2 separate regions of the Homo sapiens genome follow, and region 2 is linked to region 1. The links are chromatin loops, found by intact Hi-C in ENCODE. Cell type or tissue: PC-3. All regions are shown on one strand. Each heading gives the region's core, and the rest is flanking DNA. Links, peaks and the distances in the headings are about the cores only. Region 1 has its middle 60 kb from the start of TOP1. Region 2 overlaps LOC101927098 (a long non-coding RNA gene).

Evidence for each region. A loop is a pair of places that touch in the nucleus more often than their neighbours do. Peaks named below come from ENCODE experiments on the same cell type or tissue, not always from the same donor. Only the 100,000 strongest peaks of a DNase experiment are listed, where the experiment ranks them.
Region 2: it touches region 1 in a loop (4-fold over the local background); 8 of 110 quality-filtered maps call a loop at or near these places.

The regions. Positions count from the first base shown.
Region 1 is chr20:40,967,597-40,970,397 of GRCh38, reverse strand. No RefSeq gene overlaps it. Among named protein-coding and RNA genes, the nearest start is that of TOP1, 60 kb to the left of the region's middle. In PC-3, for the core only: a CTCF peak has its summit at 1,492 (motif pointing left); a DNase peak (open chromatin) is centred at 1,477; H3K4me3 peaks cover 433 bases.
Region 2 is chr20:40,701,379-40,704,179 of GRCh38, reverse strand. All of the region lies in intron 4 of LOC101927098 (a long non-coding RNA gene), which reads left to right. Among named protein-coding and RNA genes, the nearest start is that of SNORD154, 12 kb to the left of the region's middle. In PC-3, for the core only: a CTCF peak has its summit at 1,456 (motif pointing left); no DNase peak of the experiment used is centred there; H3K27me3 peaks cover 770 bases.

The DNA.
Region 1 (2,801 bases), core at 259-2,758:
TCTTAAGTCCATCAGAGGGCTCCTTGTTTCCCTCTGTTGGCTGCTGGATGGGGCACCAAGGGCCAGAATCTAAACCAAGGAAGCCTCCCTGGGGGAACGTAGGGGGACCTGATGACATGTAGGTGGCTATGGGAGGGCTGTGCTTCCCCGCTTGTGTTTTGGTGTTCATGGGGATACCTTATCATCTAATTTTAAGCGAACATTGTCTGTAGGTTTTGCTTTTGCTAATCTGACCTGCTTATTTTTATTTTTTATTTTTGAGACAGAGTCTCACTCTGTTGCCCAGGCTGGAGTGCAGTGGTGCGATCTCAGCTCACTGCAACCTCCACCTCCCGGGTTCAAGGGATTCTCCTGCCTCAGCCCCCCAAGTAGCTGGGATTACAGGCGTGCATCACCATTCCCAGTTAATTTTTGTATTTTTAGTAGAGATGGAGTTTCGCCATGTTGGCGAGGCTGGTCTCAAACTCCTAACCTCAGGTGATCTGCCTGCCTCGGCCTCCCAAAGTGCTGGGATCACAGGTGTGAGCCATTGCGCCTGACCTGACCTGCTTATTTTTATGTAGAAATTTGGAGGGGTTCAAAAACTGCGCTGGCATTGCTACCAACCATCTTCCCAGCCAGTTCAGTATTTTTGATGCCAGGTGCCATACTGGGCCACAAGGAAGAGGAGATGTAATGATAAATGTGTGTAAAAGCGTGTAAAGTGTCCGGTCATCCTAAGTGTCCTGTAACCCAGCTGATCCTGCCTTCCGCTGCCCTGCAGCTAAAAGCAGGCTGCCTGAGCCAGCAGTGGCAACCCACTCAGGTCCCCTTCCACACTGTGGAAGCTTTGTTTTTTCACTCTTTGCAATAAATCTTGCTGCTGCTCACTCTTTGGGTCCACACTGCCTTTATGAGCTGTAACACTCACCGCAAAGGTCTGCAGCTTCACTCCTGAAGCCAGTGAGACCACGAACCCACCGAGAGGAACGAACAACTCCAGACGTGCCGCCTTAAGAGCTGTAACACTCACCGCGAAGGTCTGCAGCTTCTTTCCTGAGCCAGCGAGACCACGAACCCACCAGAAGGAAGAAACTCCAAACACATCCGAACATCAGAAGGAACAAACTCCGGACACGCCGCCTTTAAGAACTGTAACACTCACCGCAAGGGTCCGCGGCTTCATTCTTGAAGTCAGTGAGACCAAGAACCCACCAATTCGGGACACACAGCCACGCCTGACCCTCTTCCTCAACTGCTGCCGGCTTGACCTCTGGTCTTTGTTCCTGGCTCAGGGGATGGGGCATGCAGTAGGGCACGTCCCCACACTTGCTGTCCTGAGGCTGGGGGACCCCCTGGCCTTTATGCCCTTGTCTTGCCTGCTGGAATGTTTCTGAAGATTTCCTTGTAGAGTGGGTTTTGAAGAAGAGAAAAGAAAGACCTTTGCTCGGCGGCCCGTAAAAGAGATGGTCCGGAGAGCAAGGCCCTGCTGTGAGCATGCCCCGCCATCTGCTGGCCATTTGCTTAATTGCAGCGAGGAGGGCCGTGGGGGCTCCATGCCTTCATACTCAACCAATGACTTGGGTTAATTCCTTTTTCCCTCTAGCTGAAAACGTTGTATTTATTAAATACACCGTTAAAGTAATGATAATAAAGGCAAGCAAATAAAAAGTTTTCCCACACGGCCTCACCCTCCAGACAAGCGCATCTTTTTTTTTTTCTTTCTCTTTAATCATAAATAAAAGTGTGGGCTGGCACAGTGGCTCACACCTGTGATCCCAGCACTTTGAGAGGCTAAGGCAGGAGGAGTGCTTGAGCCCAGGAATTCAAGACCAGTGTTGGCAACAAAGTGAGACCCTGTCTCTACAAAAAAATAAAAAAAAATTAGCCAGGTGTGGTGGTGTGTTCCTGTAGTCTCAGCTACTCAGGAGGCTGAGGTGAGAGGATTACTTGAGCCACAGAGGTTGAGGCCGCAGTGAGCTGTGATTGTACCACTGCACTCTAGCCTGGGGGTCAGAGTGCGACCCTGTCTCAAAAAATGAAATAAAATAAAATAAAATAAAATGTGTATTTACTGTATGGAGACTGGGCCCCTGTGTCCTTCCCTTCTGGCTCTGGAAAAGGGGAGAAAGAGCTCAGATTCTGTAGCCCCAAAATGTTGGCTTTAAATCTCACTTCAGTCACAAGCTGGGCGAGGTGGGCTGGTTAATTCACCTCTCCGTTTATGAATCTCTGTGAATCTCTGTGTGTTAGGCAGGATAACATCTCTCCCCGCTCACCACCACCAAAAAAAAAAAAAAAAAAAAAAAAAAAAAGATGTGTGTATCCTAATGTCTGGAATGTATGATTATCCCGGATTATGCAGGTAGGCCTAACCTAATCACAGGCATCCTTAAATACAGAGAACCTCTTCTGGCTTCAGTAAGAGAGATGTGACATTGCTGGCTTCGACGCTAGAGGAAGTGACTATGAGCCAAGAAACATGGGTGGTCTCTGGAAGCTGGAGAAAGGAAGGAGATAGATTTTCCTGAGAGCTCCCAGAAGGAACACAGCCCTGCTGACACCTTGATTTTAGCCCATAGGGCCTGGGTTGGACATCTGACCTCCAGTCAGAAAATAAACTTGTGTTGTTTTAGCCACTGTGTGTGTTAATTCGTTGTTGCAGAGATAGGAAATGAGTACACTGCATTATGTGGGCAATAATAGTACCTATTTCTCTCTCTCTCTCTCTTTTTTTTTTTTTCCTGAGACAGAGTCTCGCTCTTGTTGCCCAGGCTAGAGTGAAATGGCACGATCTTGGCTCACTGCAACCTCCACCTCCC
Region 2 (2,801 bases), core at 16-2,515, 270 kb after region 1:
CGATTCTGATGGTTCCCTTTGTAGTAGCCTCTTCTCTGCCCCAGGGCCGCCTTCTTCCCTTCCCCTCCACCCTAGTCCCAAATTAAAATTCTTTCAGGAAGTAGAACATTTTCTCTAGTGCTCTGACATGCACACGCACTTCCCCCATACCTGTCTTGATAACTGGTGGAGCATTTGTCATCTGGCCTGAGGCCTCTTGTCTATATGACATGTTCTGTGTATGGGAGAGACATTTCTCTTGGTTCAAGAGCAGCAGTTAACAGCCCCAGATGTCCCCCAGCCTGTGAGTCTCGCTTCCTACTCTGCTGTACCTATTGTATACTGAACACTCCTGAAAATCCCTGGCTCCTTTCTGCCCCAGGACATTTTCTCTCGCCTTTCTTTTTGCCTGAACGCCCTTCCCTGGGCTCTTTACATGGCTGTCTCCTTTTCATCATTCAAATCTCAGCTTAAATGTTATAGAGAAAGCTTCCCCGACCTTCTCTGACTCTAGAACAAGTCTTGTTTGCCCATGTTAAACTTCTTGATGGCATGCAATCCACTTCCTACCTCAGACTTTTCAGGGTTTGTGAAGCTGTATCTGCGTAATGGCAGATTTAACAAGCGTTTGACTCTCCTGCCTTCACCGTAAGTGCCAGAAGGACAGGATGATCACCTTTGTATTCTCAGTTTCTGGTACATCTCAGTTTCTGGTAGGCTCTCAACAAACAGGTGTGTTGACTGCACAATGAACCGATGGATGGATGATGGATCAATGAATTGGAGAGTGAGTGAGTGAATAAACAAATGAATTCCAGAGTGGTGTGCAAAGGCTTATTTTCCCTCAGATGACCTGAGAATGCATGAGGGGCTGAGTGCCTTCCCAGTCCCATCTCTGTGGGGCCAAACCTCACTCACTACCTACCTAAATGTTTCTGAAACCCGTACCTACAACTCTTCATACTTAGTGATCTGCCTTCATCCTCTGCCCTCCTTTTTAGTTTAAACTTTTTATTATGACATTTTCCAAACATACAGAAGAAGAGAAAATCACTATAAACCTGCATGCACCCTTGACCCCCACCCCCTTGCTGGAGTATTTAAAATAAATCACAGACATCATCTCATTTCATGTATAAACATTTTAGGAGGTATTGTTAGTAGATAAGGACTTACAATTTCTTTTAACATAACCACAATATCATTATCACATCTAACCCAATGAAAAAACCAATTCATTTAATATTTGGTAGAGATTCAAATATTCCCAATTGTCTCAAAACCTCCTTTTTACATTTAGAGTCAGGCTGTAAACATTGCATTAGACTGATATGTCTCTTAATATTCTTTATAACAGTCCTCCCTTTTTCTCACATTTAAAAATGTGATTTATTTCTCTTTTCTAAATGCCATTTGTTTCTTGATGAATTTTGGTCATTCTCCTGTAGATTGTTTCACATTCCAGATTCAGCTGAGCGCCTCCTTGTGGTGTTGTTTAACGTGTTCCTCCATCCCCTGTGTTTCCTGGAAATCAGTAGTTTGATCCAGAGGCCTGATCAGAGTCGTATTCGATTTTTGGCTAGAAGCCTTTGTAGATGGTGTTGTGATGGTTCTTGTTGTATCACCTGCTAATGTCAAGTTGTCTCTCCTTTAACAGTGTTAAAATTGATCTGTGGCTCACCCTGCCCTAATTAACTCCCAACTCCCTTCTCTATTTCCATTGCTATATGAAATTGTTTTGCAAAACAAGTCAGTGGAGAACATTGATCATATTGAGCAGAAGTGGGAGCAGCAAGGTCTGATGGCAAATGCACTAGCAGAGAGCATAGGGACCAGGTAAGAGGGTTAATTTCTTTGCATTTCAGTTTTCTTGAGTGTAAGATGGGGCTAATAATAGTAGCTTTGAGAACTAATACATGGGAGAAATGTTTGATACATAATCATCAACCCTCAACACTAAGTGCTTAATGTGTATCTACTCACTTAATCCTCCCAACAATCCAATGAGGTAAATGCTACTATTAGTCCCATTGTACACGTGAAGAAGAGCAGACAGAAGGGTTAGGCAACTTGCACAAGGCCATATAGGTAGTAAATGACAGAGCTGGGATTTGAACCCAGGGAGTCAGGCTCCAGAGCCTGTGCTCTTAAACACAGTGCTGTGTAACATCTACCAAGTCAATGAGGAGCTCCCGGTTTTTCTCCATGCAAGATGCTTGTCAAGTCCTTCCCAGGAATGAGTACCTGTTAATTCTCACCTTAAGATATGTGCAGGGGTGGAGTAAGGCAGTCCCCAGTGGCTGGAGGGGTTACTGTGCTTTATTCTGAGTTTTCTTACAAAGTCATATTGTCCCCCACCCCCAACTGCTGTTGGATGGGCCAGAGCCAGCTTCATAAGCTCACATGCTGGAGAAGGGTTTGGGGAACATAAGGTCTCACCCTCATTTGGGAAGGATTCATGTCTCCAGAAAAACTCTCTGAAGCCCAGTGAAGTTAAGTGACTTGCCCAAGATCACACAGTAAGTTTGCCACTGAGCTAGGGTTAGAACCCCAGACTCTCTCAAGCCTTGGGTGATTGGGTCTGGATACCTGGGTCCTTCCATGCTTGGTTAGAGGGAGTTGTATGTCTACTCCCCATTCCCAGATCCTCTGAGTCATTTTGGCCAGAACTCCTCTGGTGGTACAAAGGGACAAACCTGCCTGCTGAGATTGTGCAGCCATTCAGGGCTTGCCTGGCATATCACAAGACGTTCCCTTCTTGGTCACTATTGTAGATGTCTGGGCCTACTGATCTCATGCTTCCAAAGGCATTCTGGAAACAG